2 separate regions of the Mus musculus genome follow, and region 2 is linked to region 1. The links are chromatin loops, found by intact Hi-C in ENCODE. Cell type or tissue: left cerebral cortex. All regions are shown on one strand. Each heading gives the region's core, and the rest is flanking DNA. Links, peaks and the distances in the headings are about the cores only.

Region 1 (15,285 bases), core at 4,752-12,751:
GATTATCCATAAAAGAGCCAATGTAGCATCCATAGTAAGAGAGAAGAACCAAAAACCAAAGAAGATATTTTAACCAGTATGCTCATACAATCACAGCTCACAATTAGTTATTCAATATTCATGCTACAGTTTTAACCATCATACTGTATACTGTAGCTTTTTTGAGAAAGGATGACAGTATGTATAGGGCAAATGCAAGATGTAAAGACAGCTTTATAAATAATAATAAAAAAAAACGTTTTATTGGAAGGCAGTCTTTTTCATTCACTTAGGTATTTTTCTTGGCTGTTTCCAGTACAGCAGTGGCGTATGTTACACCACAAATTACATGGTTAACAAAGCATAAAGTATTTCGTGTCTGGCCTTATACAAAAAGAAAAAGAAAAAGTTTCCAACCAGCTTACCAGCTCTCCAGTAAATGACATTATTAAGTCTAACTTCAACAGACATACTGTCCGTTATTCAAATATTAAAAGATTGTGCAAAAGACCTGACTCCACAGGGCCACAGGTTATAGATTCTGCTATCCGTGTTGTTAGGCATTGCATTCATAGACATTGCCAAGTCCCACACATGAAATAGTTCCCACAGCAGAACAAACTCCCCTTTGCAGAGAACACAGTGCAAATAGCACTAGAAACTAAGCGATGTGGAAGACCTCTTTTACCTTCAATATAAAACTGTCTAACAATATTGAAGAGAGTGAAAACCTGAACACAGTTCTTAGGCATTATTGTACATCAGAGACATGGTGCAGAAAGTTTAAAGGATGACCCAGAAGCTATATTTTTAGCAAGTACTACAATAATGCATGGTGAGTTCATATTATATTTATGTGCAATCTCACTTTGAGAAACTCTGAACTAAATGAGCTAAGAAATAAAAAAAAAAGTAAATAGGACTTAGTTAACCACGACTTTTCTTTCTTTACTTTCTAGAGAAAAAAACTCTATTCTCTGTATTTTAATGTTAGTAATATATCTTATAATAACATACTCATTATTACATATTAATAATATATCATTCTTCAATTTTTATCCAGAAGTTGATGAAATGCCATCCTTAAGCATTTTTGATTCAATTCCTAAAAATCACAGTATTTAACTTCTATTGCAAAAACCCTTTCTGAGGAAATATGAACAAACATCTCTTTACTATGCACAGGGTACCGAGGAGAGCCCAAAGCAGCAATGACAACCAAATTCAGCTTAGGAAATCAATGAGTTTATTGAGCTAGTTTATAGAGTATGCATAGTTATGGGAGTATATGTAGACACCATCGCCACCACCACCACCACCATCACCACCACCAAACAGTCATACAACCATAAAGTCTTGGCCAGAATGGATGCTACCTAACATGCAGGTGCATAGATGAGGTTCTCTCTTCAGGGACCCTTCCATTCTCTGTGTAGTCTTGTACCCTAGAAGGCCATGTGAGGCTGCGCTGAAGCATAAATATTTGGCAAAGATGCACAGAAGAAAGTGGCTGAAATCTCAGATGAAAATCCACTGATCGTCCCTACTCCTTCCTTTTATTCGGGAATGTCAAAAGGCCTGACTCTGGGAGCCTTTTGAAGAAGACATGGCTGTTCTAACAAATGTGTTAATGTTTGTTATTCTTAGAGGGCAGCTATCCTTGTGATTTTTCTGACAATATTGTGTGTGTTTTCTTTAAGAGTGTGTACGCGGGTGTGGGGGGGGGGGGTGATAACATGCATGATGATCCCTGAAAAGGCCAAAAACGGACATCAGATCTCCTGGAGCTGGAGTTAGAGGTGTTGTGAGCTGCCCAACAAAGATGCTGGGAACCAAAATGTGGTCCCCTGAAAAAGAGCAGCAAGTGCTCTTCACTGTTTCAGCCCCAGTCCTGTCATCGTTTTAAAATCACTCACATATTGAACATTACTGATGCCCTGGAAAACACTTTTCTAGTTCTTCCTCTCTCCCTAGACTCTCCCTAGAACATTAAATGCTGAAGTTTCACCTAAGCAAATGTTAAGTATCTTGATATCAATACATATGTCTGCCTTGTATAGAGTTTAATAGTTTTATATATATGTGTGTGTGTGTATAATATCGATTCAAATTTTCAAAAACAATTCGGTGCTACAGACAGTTAATTGAAATTAAAAGTCAAATATGACAAACCCAGTATGTGTGTGCTCTCAAGGCAGCATGGAAATCGGGATGGGTTAGACTAACTGTTCTTTTTTGTATTTTCAAAGTTCCAGTCTGAATTTTTTTTCTATTTACATTCACACAACGAGGTCTTTAAAATTAATTTCAAGGTTCACAAGTAATTCTTGGGTAATAAACAATGGATACAAACCAATCAAAAATATTATATCCACCTTCATTAGCAACCTATGCAAAAACTAAAAAGAAGAATTTAAATTGACATGAATGGAGGAAATAGTGCTTTTTTTCCCTTTAAATCAATGAACACATTTAGGGTTCATTTCACTACCATTCCAATTCGATGTGACTCAATCACGTGAATGTTGCTAGTGTAGTCTAATGACAACTTGGGCTGTCAGTTCACTGGTGAGTAACTAAGACACCCTACTGAATATTTTCTATTATCATAAATAATGTTCAAAGAGAAGTCTGTGGTAGTAAAGAATTTCCTGTAGTTCAGTGCAAAGCACAGATTCCCAGGGACCAGAATTGTTGTTTGTTTTCCATTATTTTCACTTACGTAGCACTTATTCATGAGATAACTTAAGTCTCATGAAAAGAAGAAGCATTGAACGGTCCCTAGATGAACCAAATCAACCAGATTTCAGGAGAAGCACGGAGGGAAGACAATGTCCCAGATATTTAATAGGAAACCTGTATTCATTGCTTTTTGCATTGCTTCAGTGGGGTGCCTCATAGAACGAACAGAAATAGGGTTTTCTCTGGGCCACTGCATTAAGGCCACTCTGTCTCAAAGAGGTATCACACCTGCAGCAGAGAGCAGAACATGAGTGCTGGGCCTCCACTTGCTTTCTCCTGTTTATCCCTTCTGAGACTGCACCGCACGTAAGAGTGGGTTCTCATTCAAGTTAAACCTCTCAAAACACTCTTACTGATACACTCAAAGGTATGAGTCCTATGAGATTCTAAATCCTATCAAGTTGTTAATTAAGCTTAATCATCACCTAAGCCCAAGACCACCCTTTACACTTGGTTGCTGTTTGTCTACTTGTGCACTCATATGCACAGATGCCACAAAAAAAAGTAGTGATTTCCATCAAAGGCAACTAAGAACCTATGTACACATTAAGAAGAAAGTGGACAGTAGGCCCCAAGAAGAAAACACAGATTTTCCAGCAAAAAACTCCTGAATACATATACTAGCAATGGCAGAAATAAAGAATAGCACTCTCCTAAATATTCACATATTGTAATTTCACAAACACAAACTCTGGTTGGAGAAAACGTAATTAAGTTGTTAAAAAAAATGCATAGAACCAGGAATTAAGAGCAAATCTGATTTTATTTCGTCCTTTGTCTCGATTCAAATAAGTACAGTGGAGCACATCTAATCCAAAACTCCAAAACAAAGATTATACATTACCCCAAATCGGTAACTGCAAGCATTGACCTAACTCCACAAGTATGAAACGTACAATAGGCCTCTGTTTTATGTACAATGTTTTTTGAATATTGGGCAGAATTACTCTTAGGCTGTTTATAAAGTGATCAAGAAACATAAGTAAATTAAACTTAGGTCCCATCCCAAAATATGCAAAGTTCATTTTTTCAAAAAGCATGAAACTGTACTTATCATTTAGGATAAGAGGACATCAGCCAGAAATGGTGACTTCTACTTCTCAAAGACCTTAATCATTTATTGGTCTAAAATTGTTGCCAGCTTTCGAGTGCCCTGTTCTAACTCTTCCTTATTTCTTCCCTCCTTCTTCCATCTCTTCCTCTCTCATTTTATAATGTTCCTTATTTAACCCTACTGGGCCTGACCCTCCTGCCCTGGCTCCCTGAGTGCTAGGATGGCAGACACGGGGCATCACATCTGAATTTCTAAACTGTTCCTGTGAGGTGCCTACATAGGCTCTTTGGAGCTTAACAAATGACTCTTCTTTTCCTTTCCTCCTTGTTCTCCATAATTACTCCTCAGTGGAGTTTCAGTTTTGCATCTAAAGTGGAATTCTAGGCTGATGAACATAGCATACTCTCGATGAAAACTGAGTAATGACAATTGACACTAACATGTGATCTTGGTACATTTTTACATATAGCTCCTAAGCAAACTAATGTGTCTGTCCATGTATAGGCTGGTGATGGAGACAGCTATGGACTAACAGTTCTTCATAGAGTGAAGGACTATGTCCGTTTACCTGACTAAGAGGTTTCCTAGGTCCTAGGACTTACAATAAAATCAAACTGTCCCCGCAATACCAAGTTCACTGCAATTGTATGGATGTCTTCCTAAAACTAATGTGGCATTGAAACATAGAGTTTTTTGTTTTGTTTTGTTTTGTTTTGTTTTGTTTTGTTTTTTGAGTTGATTAGGCCACAAGAGCCCCACACGTTTGAACAGGACATTTACAAGTAGTTTTTCTTTGCCCTTCTGCCCTTGTGATAATATAAAGAATAGTATTTCTCACCTCTGGAAGATTTGATGATAAAGTAAACACATTCAGTACATATAACTATGCCTCAGCTTTAGACTTATCAGCTTTCAGAACCATACCGAATGAAATTCTGTTCTTTACAATTACCAAGTCTCAGATACTCTGCCATAGCAGCACAAAACAGACTACAAGTACCTATTCTATTTCCTCTAAAATAATTTTATTGATAGTCCTTCAGGATAGACGTCCACATGCAAGAAAACTATATATTGCTTTATTCACACCAACTCACATTCACACCAGGCTAGCTAGTTTTATACCAAATTAATAGAAACTAGAGCCATCTGAGAGGAGGAAACTACAATTGAGAAAGTGTCTCTATAAAGCTGGGCTGCAGGCAAAACTGCTGGACCTTTTCTTAGTTAATGATCAATAAGGAGGGTCCAGCCCATGGTGGATGGTGCAATTCCTGGACTGATAGTCCTAGGTTCTATAAAAAAGCAGGCTGAGCAAAGCAAGAGGAGGAGCAAGCCAGTAAGCAGCACTCCTCCATGGCCTCTGCATCAGTCCTTGCCTCTAGCTTCCTGCCCTGTTGGAGTTCCTGTCCTCACTTCCTTTGATGATGAACTGTGATGTGGAAGGACAACTCAAATAAACCCTTTCCTCCCCAAGTTTGGTCACAACTTGTTTCATCACAGCAATAACTCTAAGACACAAGCATAATAAGCACAGGCAATTGTTGAAGAGGTATGGTTTTGACCTAATGAAATCTCATCTTAATCATGAGGCTTCTATACATTTACAAGTAGCAGCAAGGTTCCCTCTCACTGGCTCTCACCATCTTGGGTTGATTGGGGATTTGACTTATTCAAATATTTAACATTTGCATTATATAAACTTCTTCAAAACTGTGTTTACTAGCAACACAACTCTGTATTCATTTGCTTCCTCATAGATAAGGAGCAAATGAGACTTAGAGATCCCTCTCACAAATGTGTACTTATTTGTACTTGAAGATAAACTACAAACTGAAGCACTGTTTGTAATTTTATATATAAGAATCTCGTCAGGCCTCGCTCCATAACAAGCTACTCTTGCATCTTTGAAATAACCTAGTAATCTAGGTGCAGTCTGATGTGTGATGCTGTAACGGAATGTCTGAGGCTAGGTAATTGTAAAGAACAGAATTTCATTCCTTATGGTCCTAAAAGCTGATTTAAGTCTAAAGCCAAATAATCTAGGTTCACTTTCTAGAAATCATTTTCACAAACTATACACCAATGAAAAGTGGAAGTTGGAGACTTCTAGACTAAAGCAGTAGGCAATAGCAGTACAATTTTCCTTGAAACACATTCTCAGAGAAGTACCTAAAGACATTGAAAACGTAAGGTATTTATAGACTGAAATTGCCAACAATATGAAAACACAAATTATATGACATCTAGCAAAACAAGAATATATCTATGTATATTGAAAAATATTATATAACATAGTTTGTGCACTGGAATTACCAACTGACAGTAATAACCTTTTTTTTTTGATCCTTTAAATTTTATTAATTCAGAAAAATGTGAAAGAGGATTTTCTTTTTTTAATTTTTTTAAACTTTTTATTTTTACTTATTAACTTTATATCCTGCTCACTGCCTCCCTCCCAGTCACCCCCTCCCACAATCCTTTCCCCCTCCGCATCCCTTTCTCCTCTGAGAGGGTGGGTCTCACCCATCCTAGCACTTCAAGTCTCTAAGATGCTAGGTGGTTGCTCTCCCAGTGAGGCCAGACAAGGCAGCCCAGCTAGAACAACACATCACCAAGTACAGGCAACAGCTTTTAGGATAGCCCCCATTCCAGTTGTACAGGACCCACATAAAGACCAAGATGCACACCTGCTACATATGTGTGAGAAGGCCTAGGTCCAGCCCATATATGTTCTTTGGTTGGTGGTTCAAGCTCTGACAGCTCCAAGGGTCCAGGTTAGTTGACTCTGTTGATCTTCCTGTGGAGTTCCTATCCCCTTTAGGCGTTGCAATCCTTCTTCCTGTTCTCCTGGAAGAGTCCCCAAGCTCCATCCACTGTTTAGCTGTGGGTGTCTGCATCTGTCTGAGTCAGTAGGTGGGTGGATCCTCTCAGAGGACAGCCATGTTAGACTTGACTCTGCAAGCATAGCAGAGTATCATTAATAGTGTCAGAGATTGGTGCTTATGCCTGGGATAGGTCACAAATTGGGTCAGCTATTGATTGGCCTTTCCCTCAGTCTCTGCTTCATGGACATTCCCTGCATTTCTTGCAGACAGGATAAATTTCAGGTGAGTTAGTGTTACTATAGCTTCACCAGGGTTCCTGCCTGGCCACAGGAGGTCACCTCCCAAGGCTCCATATCCCCATTGCTGAGTCACAGCTAAGGACACCTCCAATGAATCTTTGATGCATCTCCTATCCCAAGTCTCTGTCTCTTCATGGAGATACCCCCTATCTGCCCCACATCAGTTGCAGATTTCCATTCATTCTCATGGCTACCTGGTCATACCCCCTGCTCCTCCTCTGACCCTGAAACTCCCCACTCCCCTCTCCCACCCAGTTCCCTCCCTTCATCTGCTTTCCATGACCATTCCATTCCCCATTCCAAGTGAGACTCAAGCATCTTTGCTTGTACCCTCCCTCCTTCCTGTCCAGCCTCCTCAGATCTGTGGAGTGTAGCATGGATATCCTGTATTTTATGGCTAATATCCACTAAGTGAGTACATACAATGAGTGTCCTTTTGGGACTGGGTTACCTCACTTAGGATGACATTCTCAAGTTCCATCCATTTGCCTCCAAATTTCATGATGTCTTTTTCATAGCTGAATATTATTCCAGTATGTAGATATACCACATTTTCTTTAGTCAATCTTCAGTTGAGGGACATCTAGGTTGTTTCCAGTTTCTGGCTATTACAAATAAAGCTGCTGTGAGCATTGTTGAGCAAGTGTCTTTGTGAGATGGTGGAGCATTTTTCAGGTATTTCCAGGAGGGGTATAGCTGGGTCTTAAGATAGAACTATTCCCAGTGTTCTGGGAAACCACTAAATTGATTTCCAAAGAGGCTGTACAAGTTTTTACTCCCACCAGAAATGGAGGAGTGTTCTCCTTGCTCCACATTCTTGACAGCGTGTGCTATCACTTGAGTTTTAAATCTTAGCCATTCTGACCAGTATAAGATGGAATCTCAGGGTTGTTTTGATTTACATTTCCCTGATAACTAAGGACTTTGAACATGTCTTTAAGTGCTTCTCGGCCATTCAAGAATCCTCTGTTGAGAATTCTCTGTTTAGCCCTGTGCTCGAATGACCAATTTAAATAATAAAATATCTATACATATTCTACTGTAATTTTTAAAGATTGCATATTCCATGAACCTGCTTAGTCATGTGAGGCTCTAAGTCTGACACTAGTTGTAGAGAAATTGAAAAAGGAAAGAAAAAAAAACAATGAAGAATTTGCCAATATATGATTGTTCATAACAATATTGAATAAGGGTTCCCAGGTCTTCTGGATTCTGGGTGGAAAAGAAGAGAAAAGGGAGGAAGGCAAGTTCACTGGCAAAGAGGAGCTGAAGAATGCATAGAAAATGGTTTGCGGGCCCTTTTCTCAATCACATGGTGCTTCCTTCTTTTCTTTACACACAAACCACCTCTTCTCTTTCTCCCATAAAATACCTTTAACTACAAGTGCTACAAAGACTCTCCTCCTTTTGATTTTACTTTTTTCCTCTGGAGCCAACCTTAACGGTAAATAGCCAAGAAAGTAGAATAAAACAAAAGTATAACTTTTGTATATCTAGAATTTCTCCCTCATTTTGTGAAAATTTAGTCATAGTAAACTAAATTTTCTTCACTATATACTCTGTTATTATTTTTAGATGCCCAGTGAGTAATTGGGGTTTTTAATTAAACAATAAACTCCTGAAAATTAAATGTAAATGCTTGAATTTAAAACTAATGAAGAGGGGACAAAGGATAAATGATATCAAGAATTCCTTTTAATCTTGACAAAAGGAACTCTTCCCTGCTTTTAATAAGTAGTTTGCATTGCTCCCTAGTCTGTTCTCAGAATTTAAAGCAATGAGGACAGAAGAAGATTCAGTCCCATGGGGAAGTCAGAGTCCCAGTTGGCCATCTCTTGTCACCAAATGAAGCTTCCAGTACCAGGATTCTGTTATATCTTAATTAAGTTGTATACCAAAGGGGTCCTATGGAAATCCCCAAACAGCCCATGCTGTTTTCAAGACTATACCTTGCTTTCCACAAACCTATGGCAAGATTCCATTGCTGAAGCCAACACCTACACAACTCATTAAGAAACGTCAAAACCATCAGCCCTTTGTGCTGCTGTCTTTGGGTATGGGAAAGTACTCATGCCAAAAGAGGAATGTAAACACCAACCCAGACACAAAACCTTTGATCTACAATGATGTCCTGCCTGAAAAATATGCTACGGCAATAGTGACACAAAACTTGGGGGAGTAACCAACCTTTGTCTGGTTTGACTTAAAGCTCCCTCCAGGAGATGGAGCCCTTGCCTGAAACTGTTTGAGTGGCCAAGAACGAAAATTAGCCCAGAAACTAGTAAAACCAAAAACTACTGGTCTTAACAATAATAATAAGAAGAAGAAGAAGAAGAAGAAGAAGAAGAAGAAGAAGAAGAAGAAGAAGAAGAAGTTGTGATAAAAATGCCTTTTAATGATATTCTGCTATACTCATAGACCAGTGCCTTGCTGGAGCACCGTCACGGAAGATTTCTCCTGCAATAGATGGGAACAAATACAAAGACCCACAGTCAGACATTATACAGAGGGAGGGACCTTGGAACACTCAGACATTAATGGATGTCTCTATCAAATCTTCCCCCTTAGGGCCCAGCAAACCCCAGGAAAGAGGAGGGAAAAAAAAAAAAAAAGAAGAAGAATATCACAGCCAGAGGGGATGAAAAACACTAAGAAAACAAGGCCCACTAAATCAACATGATAAAGAGCTTACATGAATTCACAGGGATTGAAGCAAAAAGCACAGGCCCTGGGTAGATGTCTGCCCCAGGTCCTCTGTGTATATTATTATGGTTTCCAGTTTAGTGTTCTTAGGGGATTCTGAGCAAGTGAACAAGTGGGTCTCTGTTCCTTATGCCTTATCCTGGGCACTTCTTCTTCTGTTTGTCTTGTCCAACTCCAATGTATTAGTGTTAATTTTATCTTATATTTTATTACCCCTTAGAACCTGTTTGTTTTCTAATGAGAGATTTAAAGGGAGTAGATTCTGGTTGAGAGGAGACATGGAGAGGAACTGGGAGGAATCAAGGGAGGGGAAAGCATAATCAGGGTACATTATATAAGGAAAAAATCTATTTTCAATAAAATGAAAAAAAAAGAGTCTCTTCCGGTTAGGGAACTAGTCATCATTTGCACATGCATGTTGCTGTCCACATGCTGGGTACTTTAAAGATGCTTTTCATTTGTCAATAAACGTGAGTAACTACCTCCATAAGGACCTGGCCCAGAGGGAAGGTATCTCTACTTATCAGAAAAAGCTTAACCAATGGAAGTGATTGGACCAATTATATACGTATGTGTATGTATATATACATAACCTAGGCTTTTAATAAAAAGCCTAGTTATATGTCTTTAAACACTCTTATCTTGCTAAGGAAAAAAAACTGTCTATTTACAAATATAATATCAAATTAACAGTCAAATTTAGTGAATACTTGAGCAATATAAAGCTACACACAACACTGTAAACAAATCTTCAATTTTTTAAACACATTCTACATTAAAGGAAGCCAGATCAAATATATTATTATGTTATTTTTTTTACAATAACAAATATAGGACCATGTTACATAATATTTTTCAATACACATTGATATGCTCTTATTTGTGCTATACAGTACACATACTCCATATTGAATACTTATTTGCAAATTACTAATACTTGTTACATTTGTATTATGTAAACTTCGAAACGGAAGAAAGTATATCAATGTAGCTAGAATTCAGTTCTTTGAAAATGAGGGATAGTAACTGGAAAGAAAAAATAGTGAGGGGAATAGTTCTGTAAGTCGAGAATTTATTATCATGCAAGTATAAGGACTGGAGCTCTAGCCCCAGCACAAAAAGAAAGAAAGAAAGAAAGAAAGAGAGAGAGAGAGAGAGAGAGAGAGAGAGAGAGAGGAAGGAAGGAAGGAAGGAAGGAAGGAAGGAAGGAAGAAAGAAAGAAAGAAAGAAAGAAAGAAAGAAAGAAAGAAAGAAAGAAAGAAAGAAAGAAAGGGTGTTGTATGTAGTGGTGGAGCCAGGAGGGAGAAACAGATGGATCTTTCTAGCTTACTAGTCAACCAGTCTAGCAGAACCAGGGAACTGCAAGGTAATAAGAGAACTTGTCTCAAAGACCAAGATGGACAACACCTGAAGAACAATAGCCAAGGTTGTCATTTCTCTGTCTCTGTCTCTGTCTCTGTCTCTCTCTCCTCTCTCTCTCTGACTCTCTGTCTCTCTCTCTCTTCTCTCTCTCTCTCACTAGCTTCCTCTTTCTCCCTTCCTCCTTTCCTCACTTTCTCTCTTACTCTCGCACCACACACACATACACACGTACTTGAGAAGCTGTTGAGTCTGTTTTTTCTCACCCTGAGTGTCACTAATGTGGCATGGTAATTTGTGACAATGAATCAAACTCTGAACTATGACACGTGCCAATATTTGCATGTTTTTATTCCAGTAGACAGTTTTGAAGACAAGAGATGCTATAGTAGCCTACATGCCTGTGACTTCTCCCCTGCCACTCACAATTTTCAGAAAGATAAAAGGGAAAGCAGTTATTTGTAGTCCCCTGTATTTAATAATGCTTTGAATATTCAGCCTCCATTCTCTTTGGGGGAAATGATTAGAAATGAACTTTAAGGATGATGAGAAACCCGAACAGCCCATAATTAAGGAACTTGCTAATGAATAAAAAAACCTTCTCCCTGAACATCTAGACAGACCCACCACTCCCCCAATGCTGCACATGGACTCCCTCACAAGCACTCTAGCAGCATCACTAGAACACAGTGGAAGGGAAGTAGTGTTTCAGCCTCCCTTTAGAGTGGATGTGAAAAAGAAAACCAAAAGCTTTATTAAAAAGATGTAAGAACAATAACATTTAATTTCATGGCTCTAAAACTCTCAGAACATGAGTTACAAACAAGATATATCTTTCTCCAAACGGCCGTCTGGACCTTTTGAGCCAGAGACAATGAATAAAGAAAAAAATAAGGAAGAAAACACACCACATTTTCAAAGACTGTTTCTACTGGAAATCCAGTTTCGACAACTCTGTCACCTGCTTTATATCATTAAACTGAAGGAGACTATGAATAGGAAGGGGTGGTGAAGAGACTCTGCTAATAAAATATTTAAGAACATCAGGAAAAGCCATGCCGGGCTTCTAGTTTACCCAGGAAAAGCATCTTCTAAAGTATCAGTCAAATATGATTTACTGTATTAATAAAATCACCTTCCGATTACGAAGGTGGCTCACATACATAAAAGGCAGAGAGATGCCTATTTTTAAAATCTAGACGAAAAGGACAGAGGATTCTGGAGGAAAGACAATGTCAAGGCTCTTGCTCTTTGCAGCTGCAGAACTGACTTTGACCTCATCATTCACAGGTGAATGGGACTGAGTCTCTGTCTCTGAAAATATCCTGGAGCCACACACTAGCCGGGCGAGAGCGCTCCTGTAATCTTACATAAGATTTAGTATGCCTTGGAACAAACAAGAATGACTATATAGCTAACGTCTGAAGAGCACCTCCCGGGCAATTATTATTGCTACAGGAGATGAGTGATTGATTGCACGGGTTGGGGTTTACCATCTTTCAAATCTGCATTTTCCTCTAGAACACTGGAATAATGATGGTCCCAGAGAGTCACGAAGATTACCCAATCTATCAGCATTTTTCTCTGTGTTTGACTTTCATTCCTCTGCATGTGATTGCTTCTGAAATAATGGTCGTGGAATTGAAAGTGTTCTTTAGATTCCCCAGTGATTTTCATTTGTAATAGATAAGCAAATGCATTTTTTTTCCTATTACACTAACCAGAGAAAGACACCACCACATAGAAAACCCTATAAATAGAAGGGACAGGAGTCCACTCGGGACACTAGGCCGTCCAGAGGAAAGAGAAATAAAGGATTCAGAACAATGAAGCAAGCAGACTGATTTCATCCACAGATGCCTGCAGAATGTGTGGGTAATATCCCTGCCAGCATGCAAAGTTTATTTCTGACTTAGTTTAGGCCTATATTTTACACGGAAGTGCAGGAGTCAAACACAACGCTGCAAGGTCAGTCTGTGCTACTCCAAAGGCTGTGAGACCCTTCCATTGTCAACCCTTTCTGTATCCAAGTGTCCACTTGGACCAATTTCTCTACATGCAAAGTCTCTCCCTACCCTGGCCTTGGCCTCACCCACATATTAGTCTGTTTTTTGAACAATGAGAAGTTGTTTTCTTAATGGCATTTGCTGTTTATCGCTGACTGCGGAGGGGTCTGCGGAGGAGCATTCCTAAGATTTTTTCTAGAAAATGTGAGCTGTCAGCCCGACTGACCCTTCATCTCATCTATTTTTGCTTTTGTTTCCGATTATATCTGGGAAAATAACAGGAACAGAAAGTATTGTAAAAGCCCAATCTTAGGCTTGTTTCACTCCATAATTTGTTACTTTCTTTTTCTGGCAAGAAGAACTTAATTATGTAAAGTAACGACAGCTCAACCAGATTCTTCACTGATCCACACCACAGATAAGCAATTCTGAGAACCTAAATGTGCAGTGAAGACACTACTAATCACTACGCCAGGAGAAACCTGAAAGAAAGATGCTCCTGCACATTGTGACTGTGTCCATCGTTTCAACAGCTTTGCAAATACTTTAAATTAAAATTTAAAAAAAAATAGAGCCTTGGGGGAAAATAACTCTTTCATACATTATAATATATGAAGCCATGATAATAAAGGTGTTACAATACTCTGAAATTAAGACAGAGGCTAGTCCTTATAATTTCAGAAAAAGAAAAACACACATTCTAGTACATAGGATGAAATCCCTACAAATTTAATCAGTTCACTGAAAACTGTCTGAATGCAATGCACCATTCTATAGATCCAGCAATTCGTCCTGAGTGTTTCTAACTAGTGTCAGAAATTCTATCTCCCATTTGGGGGAAGAATCTGGCCAACAGCCTCAGGATGGGAGCCTGCACACATACTACCTTATTTTATCACATTGTATTGGACCATAAATTATGATTAGAAAATCTTCTTAACCTCGGAATTCAACCCGTTCTGTTTGGATAATTTCATAGTTTTTAGAAAATGCACTGATACACAAATTTAAAGCAAAAGAATAAAACTTAAAGGCCAGTGAAAGTATAAGTAAAAGTATAATAACATAAAACAGGAATGAGATATTAAAATTTTTGATTTGAGCAGTAGCATAATACACTTTATAATTTTAGATGGCATTTGGTACATGGAGGAATAACTCATCATGTATTTATAGCACATGTGAAAGACCTTCTGTGTGTGTGTGTGTGTGTGTGTGTGTGTGTGTGTGTATGTGTGTGTGTGTGTGACTGTGTCCATAACTGTGTGTCTATTTGTGTATTTGTGTCTGTGTGTGTATGTGTCTGTGTATGAATGTCTGCATGTGTGTGTGCCTGTATATGTGTCTGTGTCTGTTTCTGTGTGTATCTGTGTTTCTGTCTGTGTCTGTGTATGTATTAGTGTTTATGTGTCTGTATCTGTGTGCTTCTATGTGTGTATATATGTGTATATATATGTGTCTATATGTCTGTCTGTGTGTGTATGTAGCTGTGTTTAGGTATCTGTGTCTGTGTGTCTATGTCTATGTTTTTGTGTCTGTGTCTATGTGTGAGTGTTTGTGTGCCTGTATATCTGTGTGTTTGTGTATGTGTCTGCCTGTATGTGTGTCTGCCTGTGTGTGTCTGTGTCTGTGTCTGTGTGTCTGTGTGTCTGTGTCTCTATGTGTGTCTGTGTGTGTCTGTGCCTGTGTGTCTATGCATGTATCTCCCATACATGCCACATATGGATATGTGTCTGAGTGTGAGTGTCTGGGTCTCTGTGTGTTTTGCTCAGGACAAAAACAAGCTCTTGTATATGAGAAGCCAGTGCTCTACCTCTCAGCTATACCCCTACCTACTCCATGAATTCTTGGCTTACATTGCATTTTCTATGATAACTCAACCATGTTTTCTGAGCTTATGTTTCCACAATAAACATCATGCTCTTCTTCTCTTTCTTCTCTCTCACTCTTTACAGCAGTGTTTCTCCCACTGCGGTTCTGCATTGAAGCAAACATAGAATTCACTTTCTATCCCTTCATTTCTACAGCGCAAGTTATTAATTGTACTGAAAGTTTAGGGACACCAAAAAGTTTTGCATCCAGAAAGAAAAATAAATGAAAAAAAAAGTAGTAGGAATTCATCTCTCTGAGTCATAGATGCATAAAGAACATTGACAAAGAGCAGCCCTTCTCCACTGACTTTCTCCCCTTCTTTACTGGGTGCTTTGCTTCCCAGCTCTCATAATGTGTTCTTCGAATTGTTATGCAAATGATTTCATCTCCCCCCTACAGACTTAGACAATGAGATTCCCTTTCCACATGTAAGGAAATGTGTT
Region 2 (15,285 bases), core at 3,249-11,248, 340 kb after region 1:
ACCACTGGGTTTAGAGTCCAAAATAGAAGGGAATACTGGGACAACTGATGTTGGTTAGCTGGAGCTATGAAATTAGTGGTGATTAATTTCCAGTCCATAGATAACTATGTAAAATAGCAATTTTATAATAAACATGAAAATCAGACCTGTTTCAAAATCTAGTACTGAAATGAAAAAGTATTTAGTTCTTGTCTTGGGCTGAAATAAAATATACGAGCATCAAACATAGGAGCCACACTAAAACACAAACAGAATGGAGACCAATGGAGGCAGGACTGGACTTTTGGTTCCCTTCTTGTGTTATTCAACTCCAATAGCTCACTGTTTGAAGTATTCTAACCCCATTTCATGTCAATCTTTTTAAAATCAAGGATACATGATGGAACTTACACATAACAATAAACAGATGATTCCCAAAGTTACTGCTATTTTATATCATGCAAACCACTCAGAATCAGAAACTCTGTGAACAAAGGAATATTTTTTGTGTATTTAGTAGAAATAAGAAATTAGGTAGCTTTCCAAACCTCTTCTATAAATTTCAATTCCTTAAGAGTTAATTATAGACATGTCTAGGAAAACTTTAAAACAAAAAATTAAACAAATAAACAACAACAACAACCAGTTAGATAGATGGCTTGGATCAAAATGTCCAAAATAATGGATACCTTTTCTCCCCCTTAGGCCTGTGTTATAAAAAATAAAAACAGACCTATATAAGCAATACTTAATACACCACTAACAAATAGAAAACCTAGCAAGGCAAAATTTGCAAAATTAGATGGAATTAGTTTAACCACAGAATTCAGATTTAAAAGAAACTAAACTAAAGAAAGAAGGTTTGACAAGGTTGAAACATAACACATTTTTATCATTTCTCTTGCCTGGAAACCTGAAGTTCTTAGAAAACATCACTGAAGAAAAGTTTATATCAGCAGGGCAGTGGTGGTGCACGCCTTTAATCCCAGCACCTGGGAGGCAGAGGCAGGCAGATTTCTGAGTTTGAGGCCACCCTGGTCTACAGAGTGAGTTCCAGGATAGCCAGGGCTACACAGAGAAACCCTGCCTCGAAAAAAAAAAAAAAAAAAAAAAGTTTATATCATTGCTACTATTTTTCTATACTGTAAGCTGTTAGTCAACTTAAATTTTAAGAAAAAAAAGTTGATCTTATTTAAATTCTTGCTTACTGTATACATACATGAGTACTATGCCTGATACACACTAGGCCTGGTTACCAATCTTAGGGATCTCCTTGTCATATAAACACTTGCTCAATAGAAAGCAGTAAAAACAAAATTCTCACTAGTCGGTAATTCAGGCTTGAACCCAACATAGACAGGAATCATTATTGAGTTATCCATAAAGCCCTTAGTAACTGAGATCCATAATAAATCCAATTCAGTACCAAAAATAGGACATCTCAGAGATGACATATATGCCAGTTGTTCTGGGATGATCAGTACACATTGTATAAAATGTCTCACTGGTACCTCACCAATATGTAATAACTACTGTAAATTAAAAATAAAAACACCTTTTAATAGAATTAAAGAAAGACATTGTGGGGGGTACAGATCCAAAGTAGAGAACTTATCTAGCTAGCACTGTCCTGCTCTAAGTATCATCAAAGGATGGATTTAAAATATTCTAAAAATAATTGGCAGAATAGTTATTTTCTCCTTCCCTAGAAAAAGGATGGAAAATGTATTCAGTCATCCTCATATTACCAATAATTAATAAGCTGTGCTTTAATGTGCATGTTAGCATAAAGCAGTGTAGTGTTAACATTTAATGAAAAAAGTCAAAATGCATTCAGTATTCTACTAATGATTCCTGGGGTACTATGTCAATATTTGGGTGGGAACATTCACAATTTCTTCAGCAGCCATGTAGTATAATGTTTAAGAGTGGATTACAGGAATTCAGATTTTAAAAATTTAAATAATCCTGTTTCAAAATTTTAAACTAACCATCTTTCCTATCAGTAATTAGCTGGTATTTAGGTTACAGAACTCTGGGTACCAGTATCTCATCTGTAAAGTAGATATTAGAAAATTAAGCTATCATAAGCGAATATCATTTACAACCAGCTCAGGTACTTATAGCTCAATCTAATTTGGAATAGACAATAATTGTACAGACCTCTAACCTCAGTTAAGCCCTAATATTAGGAATCACTGATATTAAAAAGGCCACTTCTACTTTGGAGGAATAATTTAAGCAGAATCAATAATTTGTCTATGAAGACAAGAAAAAAAGACAGTGAAGAATATAGTATATAGCTTTAAGAGCCAAATACTAAGAAACACGGGTTTTATTCCTCTTCTAACTTAGGAAAGCCAAAGTTCTAAGCTTTAAGTTTCTCCTTATACTTTTCTTTTTCCTTCTTTTTTACCATCTTATCATTTCTAGGGGGAGTAAGACACAAACTAGGACAGTTATAGGGTATACCTAAACCAAGAAAGCACACTGGAATTAACACATGAAGATGAGTAATTGAATACTATTAGAGGAAATGTAATTTTTATTCACCTGAAATAATATATCATGGTCTGTGAAAATGGATAAAGTCCGTATCCCTAAAATATATAGCATAAGCTCTAAAACTATATAGTTACTGTCTTTAGAATATCAGAGGGGAATTGTTAGTTATAGCCATAAAAACAAGTAACAAACATGCCTGCCGAGTGCTCTCCTGGGGGGGGTTGGGGGGGGTGCCCAAATGTCCAGGCACTTAGTTAAGTATACCAGAGAAGGATTTCAGAGTCTCTAATATGTAAGGGAAAAAAAAAAAAACTGTTTGATGGCATTTTACTAAACCATTTTCTAAAGTATTAAACATTATTAGAAGCAACAGACTCTAGCGCATCACTATACTTATTTAAACACACATCTGCAATCTATATAAGCATACTATTTTCTATATAAGAAGCAAAGTTCCAAGGTTGTCTCTACCTAAGGTTTTTAGTCAAAATGCAACCAATCCTGCAGAACTACTCACCAATCTTCAAGAAAATCTATTCATGTGTGTTCTATGTACTATATCATTTTTAATTCTGTGATACACATTATTTTACATGAAAAAAAATTAATATTGATAACAAGAAAGTGATTTAAAATTAAATTTACTACTTTCAAGAACACTAAAAACTGCACAGAGCAAAAAAGTAGGCAGTATCGCAACATGAAGTAAGTGCAGGCAGCTGACTTAGATAAGCTGGAGAAAACAGGGGAGGAAATCTAAGTTATAGACAATAGATAATGAAGGAGTTTTAACTAGACTAGCAAATCAGAACAATCAGACAAAAACTGTAAGAGCAGGAATGCACTGAAAGAGTTAAACTACACCAACTTACATGTAAAAGCTTTTATTACTTCTGCTCTAAAAAAGTCTCTAAGACACATGAAAGCCACCGTCCAACACAGAAATATTTAGAAAGCCTGTGCATAAGTTCAAATAAAGATTAAAAAACCATAACCTCCATTTCATCCTAATGCTTGTATTTGTTCTGAATAAATATGATGTGTCACATAAGAGGAAGATTTCTAAGCTTTCTCCTACCTCGGGTTTTTAGTCAAAATGAACGCAAACAATCACGTGGGACTCAGCCAAGCAGTGACGTTAAATTCTGCTCTGTCAGAGACAGCATCTGTCAAGCCCACATTTAAACTGCTGCCTGCCTGTGCAGCACGGAAGAACGGTGCATTTCACATTACAGACCAAAACCCCAGGAAAACAGCTCAAAAATCCTTCCTGCAGCTGCCAGGCAACCACGACGGAGAAAGGCAAAGCCTTTTTTTTTCCCCCAATGCAACTGAAACACTAAACCACAGCTCTGCTGCTTAACATTGCAGCTCAGCGCTATTACTAGAAATATGGATACTGAGAAGAGAATACAGCACTGCATTGTCCAGCCGGGAATACAGCAGATGTAAAGAGCTTCAATGCATCAACTGTCGGAAAGAGTCAACTGTGCACCAAATACAACAGACAGCTACAGCTCTTTTGTTTAGTGAAAGAGAGAAAATGAAAGAAAGGAAAAATCTCTGAAGACTATAAGATATAGACATATGAACAAGAAGGGTAACTTGAAGACACCCCGACAGATGGACACTTTGGATACTGTGAAAAGCAATCACAGGAGGCAGACTGTTGGGGGATGTGCGCATGTTCGATAGCATCGTTTTTTGCTGAAGTGATGGCGTGCCAAAAGTATTTTCAGTAGACATAATCCTCTCCATCTAATGGTCTGACCAAGAAAGAAAGGTATGTTGCTGTCTTGTGTATGATGTTCATTAAATGTGTTTTAATTTCCTAACCATACAGGCACTGATACACTTGATAAACAAGTTCATACAGTCCACTGCCCTTCAAACTATGAAAGGCTTTCTAAATACACGATTTTAAATTTGCCTTTTCTACTAGACAAGCTGTCGTTGCTTTATTCAATTAAATAACTGGGAGTAATTCTGCAGGATTGTAACATTACAAGGAAAACCAAATAGTAACTAGATTTACTGAAAAGAATGTCTGAGAAATTAAACTAAAAAGAAAAAAAAAAAGAGCTCTCTAGCCTTTTTTTTAAAAAAACAGCAATTCTCTAGCAAATTAGGTCAAATTGATTCCTTATCTAATAAATTAAAGCACCTTCTTTAAAATGGTTATCAAGAGACAGTGGGGTAAAATTATATTAAATAGCATAAATATGATCTTATTATCTTGAGGTATTTTTAGAAAATCTCTTCAAAACAAAATCTTAGTTCATAGTAATATATTCTCTGTAATATCTATCTCTTCAGAGAGAGATAGAAACAATTCAGGAGTACATCAGCAAATTTTAAGTGTTACTGAGCTACAAGGAGATACTACAAGTTACAACATTAGCCATCAGATTAAAACGCTAGTGAGTTTATGCAAAGCATAACACCACCACAGTAGTCAGTCACATGTTATTACAGTATCAATGAATACAACTTTAACAAAGAGAGATCAATAGTTGCTCTAAATAGATTGGTGAAACAGGGAGTTTTTAAGTAACAGAGTGATTCTAAATAATCAAGTGTAAGACTGTTCCTGGAGTTAATTATAAAAGTGAAATTAAAAAACTAACATACTTGCAAACTTTATATGCCCCAGTACAGGGGAATACCAGGGCCAAAAAGGGGGAGTGGGTGGGCAGGGGAGTGGGGGTGGGTGGATATGGGGGACTTTTGGTATAGCATTGGAAATGTAAATGAGTTAAATACCTAATAAAAAATGGAAAAAAAAAAACTAACATAAAATAGCTTAATATACAGCACATATTAATAATGGTCAAATACAAGGTCAAATAATATCCACAGTAGGTTTCTAAGCTTTATTTACATGTGATAATGACCTGCCTACTGCCTCTACATGTGTCTGCAGGACAGAATAAACTACCCTGGGAACAATCAACGTTAGAGTGCTCGGGGTCAGGGACTCAAAGATATTCCTAAAATCTTACAAACCTTTCTACGTATTTTGATTCTTCCTCTCACTTTCATAAAACTTACTACCCTAACAATCACAAAGCCAAAAAAAAAACCCCTGTGGAAGCACTGTGTGTGTTGTAGAATTAAGACTGAATGAGTGTATTAGACTTTGTCATATATCAAGAGATTCCTAGTCATAACTAAGTATCTTTATTCTGATAAAAATTACAATCAGAAACTAATCAAAAATAATTTTTAAAAAAATCCAGCCTCTGTTGGTATCTTTATTAGAAATTAAGCTTTATAAACTAAATATTTCAAAGCTTTAAAAGTATACAAGTGTTTCTTATCAAACCATCATTTAACTCTGGGACTGTCTTTAGAAACTAATATATTTATATCAACTTTTAAAAGTCAAAGGACAGAAACTCTATAGGAGGATACATTAAATAGTAACATCCTTACAAATTTCGGTCTATAAGAGGTAAACACACACTTAAATCATAATAATTAAAACAGAAAACATCTATTTTTTTAAAATCTATTAAAAGACATGGCAAAATTTTAACTCTTAGTTTTCTTATTTCCAAGAACTAATATTCAACAGGCATTAACCTGTGAATAATTTTATCATCTAACAAAAAGAGGAATAGTTACAGCAATTTTACTTTCTTAACAGCATACACACACAGACACACAGACACGGAGACAGAGAAAGACAGATCTCTATCCTGAGAAACTTTAGAAAAAAAATGAATTTAAGGCTAGATGCATACGTTTCATTTATCAGTAGGAGGTTATCAAATAGGTGTATTTGTACAGGAATTCCAAGCTCTCCTAGATTAATATTTACAAACATACAATTCTTATAAAATTTAAATTAAAACATACCTCCATCTTATAAAATCATAATAGAACCACATAAGAATATATATAAAATTGCAATAAAATTGTTGAATATTAGTTCTTGAATAACAACAAAACTAAGAATTAAAAATTTTGCCATGTCTTTGAATAGATTTTTTAATATATCTTTTCTGTCTTAATTATAAATAATTTAAGGGTGTTTTATATTTTATAGGTTGAAATCTGTAATATTCCTATAATATTCAAACACTTTACAATTTCACTTCAGGGACACTGTTTTCTTGTAAACAATGTGTCTTACTACAATACTTCATCCCTTTAAGGTCTTTTATCCATTCATTGAAATATCCTACCTGGAATTTAATTCATTTTGAACTGTTTTTCTTTAAAGTTTGCACTTTTAAAGTATCTGAATGACTAGATCTCAGTCATGTTCTAAGCATTGTTAAATCAACACAAAGCTGATACATTTATATTTATAATACTTGAAACAGATCAAATGAACTTTCCAAAGTAACTTCACTTTTAAATTTATATACATAACCCTTTAATACCCAGTACTCTCATTATGAAGTGGGGGGTGGGGGGGTCATTATCTACCACATAAAGTAATTTTCATATGTACTCTTTAAAATAGTTTTCTGCTTTAAGTAGAATTACATCTAGTTATAAGTACAGTCATGAAAATTTGTTTCTAAATCAGGCCATGAAGCTCCGTAATTTCAAACTCATATCATGCAGAAACCATGTTGCAAAGAATGTAATAGCTTTGGTCTTTATATAGAATGGTAAGATTTAAATTCACGTAAATAAAACTAAGACTAAATTAGATTTTTTAGAAACTACTGTCTGTGTGTGTGTGCGCGCACATGTGTGCTTTTGTGTGTGTGTGTGTGTGTGTGTGTGTGAGAGATTAAATACTTTTTTAGGTTTGAGGTATAGGCTAGTAACTAAATGCACCATTCATTTTCAGAAACAAGATCAAACCTTAGTGCCTGTTACACATTAGAAATCTGTTCAAATTCCCACCTACTTGCTCCTCCTAGTGGTTGTTACTAGAATAGTACTTCATTGATAGCCACCTAACACTTTCAAGCAGTAACTGAAAGGTGTGTGTGTAAATTTTATGCTACAATCACTCAATTTTTTGAGAACTTCCTTGTAAACTCTATTACTTTTCAAATGCATTTATGTGAGGATAAGCTAAACTGCTATCAATCATAAGTAGATCATTATCGTGAGATAAATAAGCACAAGCATTTACACATATAATTAGAAATAAGTGGCTATGTTAAAATTTTTATTTCCTTTGTTTAAAGAAATTATTTCAGTGAATAATAGAAAAATCACTTATTGATCAAAAGAATTTAATAATACCATCCTCAAAATTAATAATTATATAAATGACTTCTACTTTGGGTTTGTTTGTTTGTTTGTTTGTTTGTTTGTTTTTTTAAGAACTAAAAAAAAAAAAAAAAAAAAAGCCAAAACTAGGCATGGTGTCTCTATTTCATAAAACACCATTTACTGGAATTCAAACTACTGCTATGACCCTCAGTTCTTTATCTATGAATAGGTAAAAACAAGGAAAAAATTAGCAAATACAAATAAGTTTATGCTATGCTGAAAAGCCTCTTGCAAAACAGCCAGTTTTCACTAAGAGGCATCACTAATTTCTTGTGAACTTCTGAACGATCTAGAACTATAAGTGTAATGCTACTATAAAGTCTTTAAAGTTAAACTAATTTCTGGCATTGCAGATCATGCAAAAAAGTGTAATTCAAGAATATTTTAAAATGTATTTTGTGGAAAGTGTAATTTAAAGCAGTTCACAATAGTAGGAGCTATTGTCTATATTTTTCAAGAAGTCCAGAAAAACTGCAAAATACACACCCTTTGCCCAAAGCATTGACACATAAGACTGATATCCTAGATATGTACTATTTAGGGTGGATGGGTAAAATTAGCAAAGTACTGTAAATTGTTAATTATTTATTGCTATCTAAAATCTCACACTGAACTCACTAAACCCTAAAAATTAATTTTGACAGGTGTATCTTCTCACTGACTTTTTTGACACGGGGGTCAGGGGGAGAGACTGGAAACATGCCAAGCAGTGACTGTGACTAACTGAACTCTGCCACAGTTAAACCTGCACCTTCTGTTCCAAAGCCAATACATGTCCATTTTCCAAAAAAGGCCACTGACTGTGCACCATATCGCCATGCTATGTCAAATCAATTTTAATTAATGTCAATAAATTTGCCATCTGTTCTGAAGGCCCTCTTTCCGAGCCTTTGTCAGAAATCTAAAAGCATTTTTCCTGTCTACATGGACACAACATTAAAACCCTTTAGGTCAAAGGGACAGATGAGCAGAGCTATCGAAATCATCAAGTAAGTAAAATAAAATTAATCTATCACTTATCTTCCGAGTGTTCATTACACACAAGAATATCTTTTAAAGACATAAATCTTGTTGTCAGTAATTTTATGTTGCCTTATCCAGTTTTTTCTCAGCTTAAAAAGGTCCTTTTATTAGCTGACTTTTTAAGGCAGTTTGCAAAATTCTGCATTTTGTAAATCATTATGCTTCCTTCATCTTTATAGAATGACATCGAGGGACATGTACCTGAACCAGAAGACGATGAATCAAGCGCAGTATTGACTGAGGACGGAACAACAGTGTTTTTGGCCACAGACATCCATTACTGCTACTGGATACTTACAACATGCTTCAGTGGAGAAGACGACACTGCTGCTTTGCAAAAATGACCTGGAGCCCTAAGAGGTCTCTGCTCCGGACTCCCCTTACGGGTGTGCTTTCTCTAGTGTTTCTCTTTGCTATGTTCTTGTTTTTCAATCATCATGACTGGTTACCAGGTAGACCAGGATTCAAAGAAAATCCTGTGACATACACTTTCCGAGGATTTCGTTCTACAAAAAGTGAGACAAACCATAGCTCCCTTCGGACCATCTGGAAAGAAGTAGCTCCTCAGACTCTGAGGCCTCACACAGCAAGCAACTCCAGTAACACCGAGCTATCACCACAGGGAGTCACAGGGCTGCAGAACACTCTCAGTGCCAATGGCAGCATTTATAATGAAAAAGGAACTGGACATCCAAACTCTTACCATTTCAAATATATTATCAATGAGCCTGAAAAATGCCAAGAGAAAAGTCCATTTTTAATACTATTAATAGCTGCAGAACCTGGACAAATCGAAGCAAGAAGAGCTATACGGCAAACTTGGGGCAATGAAACTTTGGCACCTGGCATCCAAATCATACGGGTTTTTTTGTTGGGCATAAGTATTAAGCTAAATGGCTATCTTCAACATGCAATTCAAGAAGAAAGCAGACAGTATCATGATATAATTCAGCAGGAATATTTAGATACATACTATAATCTGACCATTAAAACACTAATGGGTATGAACTGGGTTGCAACATACTGTCCACATACTCCCTATGTTATGAAAACGGACAGTGACATGTTTGTCAACACAGAATACTTAATACACAAGTTACTAAAGCCAGACCTGCCTCCTAGACATAACTATTTTACTGGCTATCTAATGAGAGGATATGCACCGAACAGAAACAAAGACAGTAAGTGGTACATGCCACCAGACCTTTACCCAAGTGAGCGCTACCCTGTCTTCTGCTCAGGAACTGGTTATGTGTTTTCTGGGGATCTGGCAGAGAAGATATTTAAGGTTTCTTTAGGTATCCGTCGTTTGCACTTGGAAGATGTATATGTAGGGATCTGTCTTGCCAAGTTGAGAGTTGATCCTGTGCCCCCTCCCAATGAGTTCGTGTTCAATCACTGGCGAGTTTCTTATTCAAGCTGTAAATACAGCCACCTAATTACCTCTCATCAGTTCCAACCTAGTGAACTGATAAAATACTGGAACCATTTACAACAAAATAAGCACAACGCCTGTGCCAATGCAGCAAAGGAAAAGGCAGGCAGGTATCGACACCGCAAACTACACTAGAAGACTATTTTTGTTCAAATGTGGAGTCTGTAAATATTGCTTAAAGCATGTATAGTTAAAAACTTGATTATATACATAGGACAAGTTTTAGTTCAACTCATCACATAAAGGAATTCAAAGCTATTTTTTAAATTTTCTGAATAAGATAATTCATACAATTGCAAATTATGACAAAAAGGTATCCCAAAAGAGTCTATTTAAATAACTGTTATGAGGAGATTCTCTATATTAACATGCAATAATAAGCATGCATACATAAATGGTTCAAGACTTACATTAGGGACCAATACAATGTATCTGCATACATTTTCTATATAAATCTTAAGAAATGAAGACAGTAAAAAGATTCCTAGATTTACTTTTGATTTCATCATATAACTAAATGTAAATAAGACAGTACTATTGATTTTAAAGGAACTTTGTAATTGTGCAATGAACAAGTTTTCTGACCTGACTCAGTTGCAATAAGATTTAGTTAAGTTATTCCATAAACTCATTTATAGCATTCAGGTGTTTGAGCAATGCAATTCTCATTCAAGAATATACTTTTAAAAATAATTTATAATTATTTTAATTTCTTTTATTAATACTTATCTATACTGGGAAAATTATTTTGACATGATGTGATAAATGTGAAAAATTAATGTGTCTCAGGCTCAAGTTTTTATAAAATGAATTATTAAAGGTATCAAAATAGATAAATTTTGCTTCCTCATTGGTATTAAGGGTCAAGACCATATTTCAATGGATTTTGCCTTTAAAATATTACACTCTTGGGGAGTGCTTTTATCTTCAACTATACCTGACTTAAAGTATGTCTTTAAAATAGAATCATATTCCTCTAGCTGAAATACAAGTAGTAACATAACAGCACAGGGGTAATGTGTGGTCTTAAATAAGGAAGAAAAAAAGGAATACAAATAGTCATTTCATTCAATCTATTTTAAAGTTGTATATCTGCCAAACAGCGAGATATAGGAAAAGCTTATATTCTGAGAGCAGTGTACGTCAGACAACATTTAATCATTTTATGGCACTTATTTCTTTCTCTCAGTGTCAAGTTTATAAACCTTCTGTTTTTAATTTGGTAGATGACAAATATTCGCATCACCAATTCAAAACCATTTAGAGAATGGTGGGGAGAAAGCTACATATGTTTGATAATCATTTGCTTTTAGAGTGGACAATATACTTAATGCACTTTAACCAAGGTACTATTGGTTTTTAAAAGGTAAACAACAAAGCCCTGAACTGAATGCTATACAAATGTTCTCATATTTCATTTGGCCCTATCATGAATTGTAACATCAATAAACACAAGCCCAGTAACTTTGAAACAGTGTATCCTATGTATATTTATAAATTTTAATTGAGTCAGAATATCTTCTATCAGAATTCTAATATTCGTTTTTATCACTAAATCTAGTATGAAAGGCTAAATTGACAGACACACAAAAAGCTTTATTTATTAGTAATACAGAGTTCTACTTATATTAAATGTATAGCTCATTTTTTAAATAAGAAGCCTAAGTATTCTATTCCACACCAAATGGTTATGAATAATCAGCTATAAAACATATCCAGCTCTTAGCTAATGTTTTTTTAATTTATTCTATGTAATTGTAGTGAACAGAATTGCCTCACAAAAAGACATACACAGAGGATAACACCAAACCACACCAGTGATCAAAGACAGAGAGAGACCCTGACAGTGTACTGAGTCTCTCTGATTTATACCACAAAGGTTTAAAATGAAAATGGGAACTATGTATGTTTGTGAGCGTTCCTGCACAAGTATGTAAACAAAAAGAGAGCTCCTAAGTGATATTTAAAAACTATAATAGTATAGGATTACTGGGATTAAAATACTGACTTAAAAAACACAGAGTTCTTAAAAATACTTAAGTGCTTACTAAAATTATTTCCATTAATTTGAAAAAATAATTTAATCATGGTCTGAGTCCTCAGAGAGCATTAAACCAGTCAAGTTATTAATGTCAAAAGTCTGTACTTTTGACTTTGGGAGAACACACGCTAGCATAGCTTCAGCACTTGGAAAATAAGGCAGGAAGAAAGAGAGTTCAAGGCAATTTTAGGTTAAACAATAAAATCCTAAGAAAACCATCAAACCTTACTTTAAAATAAAAATTCTATTGTTAATTTATTTTTACATTTAATTTTCAATAATATAAATGCTAACTTTATAAGCTGCTATATAATGTCTCACCAGTTGTTAATTATATCTTGTTTATATAAAATTTTTGTATGTAAGAAATGTTTGAAAATGACTATATTATATTGATTTGACCAAAAGAAAGTTTACAGAATCAACTGTATAACACTAAACTCAAAGTGTTAATAGACATTTCAAAAGGAAAATGCAAACTTCAGTATTTACAACATTAGTTTGTTTGAAATAAAATTAGAAGTAATGAAATCTTCAACAACTAAATAATTTGCATTTCCTTAATGTCTTTCATGCATAAAAATATAAGCACATACACCTAATTGGAACTTTTTAAATACCTGATTCTCCCCCCTAAAAAAATAATAATAAAATACCAATAACAACACCGCACACTACTTACTGACTGTGGAAGCAGTGTATCTGGAACTGTTAAAAGCACCCTTATTACTTTATACAATACTTTTAGACTCCTACAAGAGGTTAAATGCATTTAATGACAAGGCTAGTAATGAAAGGCTTCCACCTCAGAGGTCATGCTCTTATCCACTATTATGATCTTCTGCTGTGTATTTCATTTATGGCAGAAGCTAATAGTTCTACAAAACCAAGCACAATTGGCTCATCCCACTATGCCTCATTCTCTACTTATTCTCTTTGGCCAAGCCCACAGATCTCACAGACACTGTTCACTCACTGGCACATGACATCAGGTGTTAGGGATACATAAGAAAAGGGAAAGGAAAAGACATTTGGTCCCTTGGTTGTTTGCTCTTCTCTTCTGCAAATATTGGTAAATGGTAACTTTAATTTTGAAAAATTGTGCACTGCTGTTTTAGGCCCTGGGTTACATCTGCTAACAGTAGGCAAGTGACACTTAGAAATTTCACAACTGTAATTGTAGCCAACAAATACAGCAGTGCATAGATGTACCCACTGGACCAGTTCTCGGCTACTGTTCTGTGTTAGGGCCAATGCCAACTCACCTGATTAAGTCTAGCCAGGAGTGGTGGCACATACCTTTAATCCCAGGCAGAAGCATGGTGGATTTCAGTGTGTTCAAGGCCAGCCTGGTCTGCATAGCAAATCCAAAATTAGTCAGCGCTGCATAATAAAGAGATCATATCTCAAGAACAAACAAACCAAGTATACTACCATGCCTTTTCCTAGGTACCCAAATAGTGGAAAAGAGAATTGACTCACACAAATTGACCTCTGACCATTATAAGTGTGCACCAAGACACCTGTACACACACGCACACGCGCGCGTGCACACACACACACAAAACATAAGTAAATGAAATAAAAATATTTAAAGAAAAAAATAGATGCCAGATGATATAAAATTCAGTATTAATTACTCAAGCACCTACTCTCAAGATTTTTAATGACTACTTTATTAATTTATGACATTGTAGTCAGAAAGAGAATCCAAAGTGAAGATGAACACAAAGGTTATTCATAACTAAGCAAAACTAATTTCGACCAATATTAAAGGCAAGCAGGGTATGGAGAAGCCTACTTATACTATACTTTTGGCTACTTGGTAAGATGAGGCACAGGTCAATTATTTGAGCCCTGCAGTTCCAGATCTGCCAAAGCAACATAGTAATACTTCAAAAATAAAGACAAAATAGATAAAAGGCAAACTTTAGAAATGAGTGAAACATAGCCTTATTAAACTCCCCTGACAATTAATCAGGAAACAAAAATATATTTTGAATGGTTACAGTTCATATTCTACAACTATACTGAAAAATCATGATCTTAAAATGAAAATTAGCTACCTTTTATTCATGTTTTTGTCTATGTTGAGTCAATGAGTACCATTTAAACTTATACTGTATCTTCTCCTAAAGGTTTACTGCTTTTACTTTCTGTGTGTAAGTATTTTGCCTGCGTGCACATATATGTGTACCATATGCATGCCTGGTGCCATGGATCTGCTGGAACTGGAGTTACAGAGGTGTGAGCTTCCACATGGGTGCTGGGTATTGAACGTTTGTCCTCTAGAGGAGCTGTTGGTGCTCTTAATGGGATAAATGTACTCATAAGAAGAAAACACATGAGGCATGAGCTTAGGTGCACAGTCCCTCCTTTTTAACAACAGAGGAACTCTTTCTTCTATGATACAAAGAATTTAAGTGAAAATTTCAATTTCTGGATTATATTAGAAATAGTAATATAAAAATATTATCTAACATTTCAAAAGAACTTTCTGTTTATTGAAAGACAATGGAGCCTCAATAGTGTAAAATATTTTTTAATTACTTTTAACTAAGACATTTGAGAGACAGAGGTGGGCAGATCTCTAGGTGTTTGAGGACAGGCTGGTCTACATAGGATGTTCAAGGATAGTCACAGCTGTGTAGCAGACAAAACTTTGTCTCAAAAAAAATGTTTTAATTATTTATTCTATCTGTGTTTACATGTGTTTAAGCACATGCCACAGCAAGTAGAGGAGAGCTTGTAGGAGTTGGGTTTTTCCTACAACTATGTGATTTCCAAAATAGAACTCGGGCCATCAGACTTGTCCCTAGTTCAGGGACTACTTCCAATGCTCAGGTTAAAGTGTCTAGATACCACTGCCTTAAAAACAACCACTTATCATTGCGAAAAAGGAAAAGTCTTCCAGATCTGGAGTAGAAAATACATCAGAATGCCAGAAATCAAGGGACGGAGAAATTAATGAAGTCAAGTCAAAATATTTTAGGTCTCAACTTCAGAGGTGCCCCTACTGGCCTAAGATATCTGGGTAACTACTTGCAATGATTGATGT

The links. Peaks named below come from ENCODE experiments on the same cell type or tissue, not always from the same donor. Only the 100,000 strongest peaks of a DNase experiment are listed, where the experiment ranks them.
Region 2: a loop joins it to region 1, with 3 times the contacts of the local background. A loop is called at or near these places in 8 of 42 quality-filtered maps.

The regions. Positions count from the first base shown.
Region 1 is chr1:143,296,408-143,311,692 of GRCm38, forward strand. No RefSeq gene overlaps it. Among named protein-coding and RNA genes, the nearest start is that of Gm35244, 41 kb to the right of the region's middle. In left cerebral cortex, for the core only: a CTCF peak has its summit at 9,109 (motif pointing right); no DNase peak of the experiment used is centred there.
Region 2 is chr1:143,637,076-143,652,360 of GRCm38, forward strand. The region is part of intron 10 of Cdc73 (cell division cycle 73, Paf1/RNA polymerase II complex component); the gene reads right to left. B3galt2 (UDP-Gal:betaGlcNAc beta 1,3-galactosyltransferase, polypeptide 2) reads left to right here and starts at 3,622. Exons shown (of 2, transcript NM_020025.4): 1 at 3,622-4,267; 2 at 8,931-12,862. The coding sequence starts at 9,053. The coding sequence ends at 10,321. In left cerebral cortex, for the core only: a CTCF peak has its summit at 7,376; DNase peaks (open chromatin) are centred at 3,672, 4,121, 4,919, 7,338 and 4 more places; H3K4me3 peaks cover 7,502 bases; H3K27ac peaks cover 5,017 bases.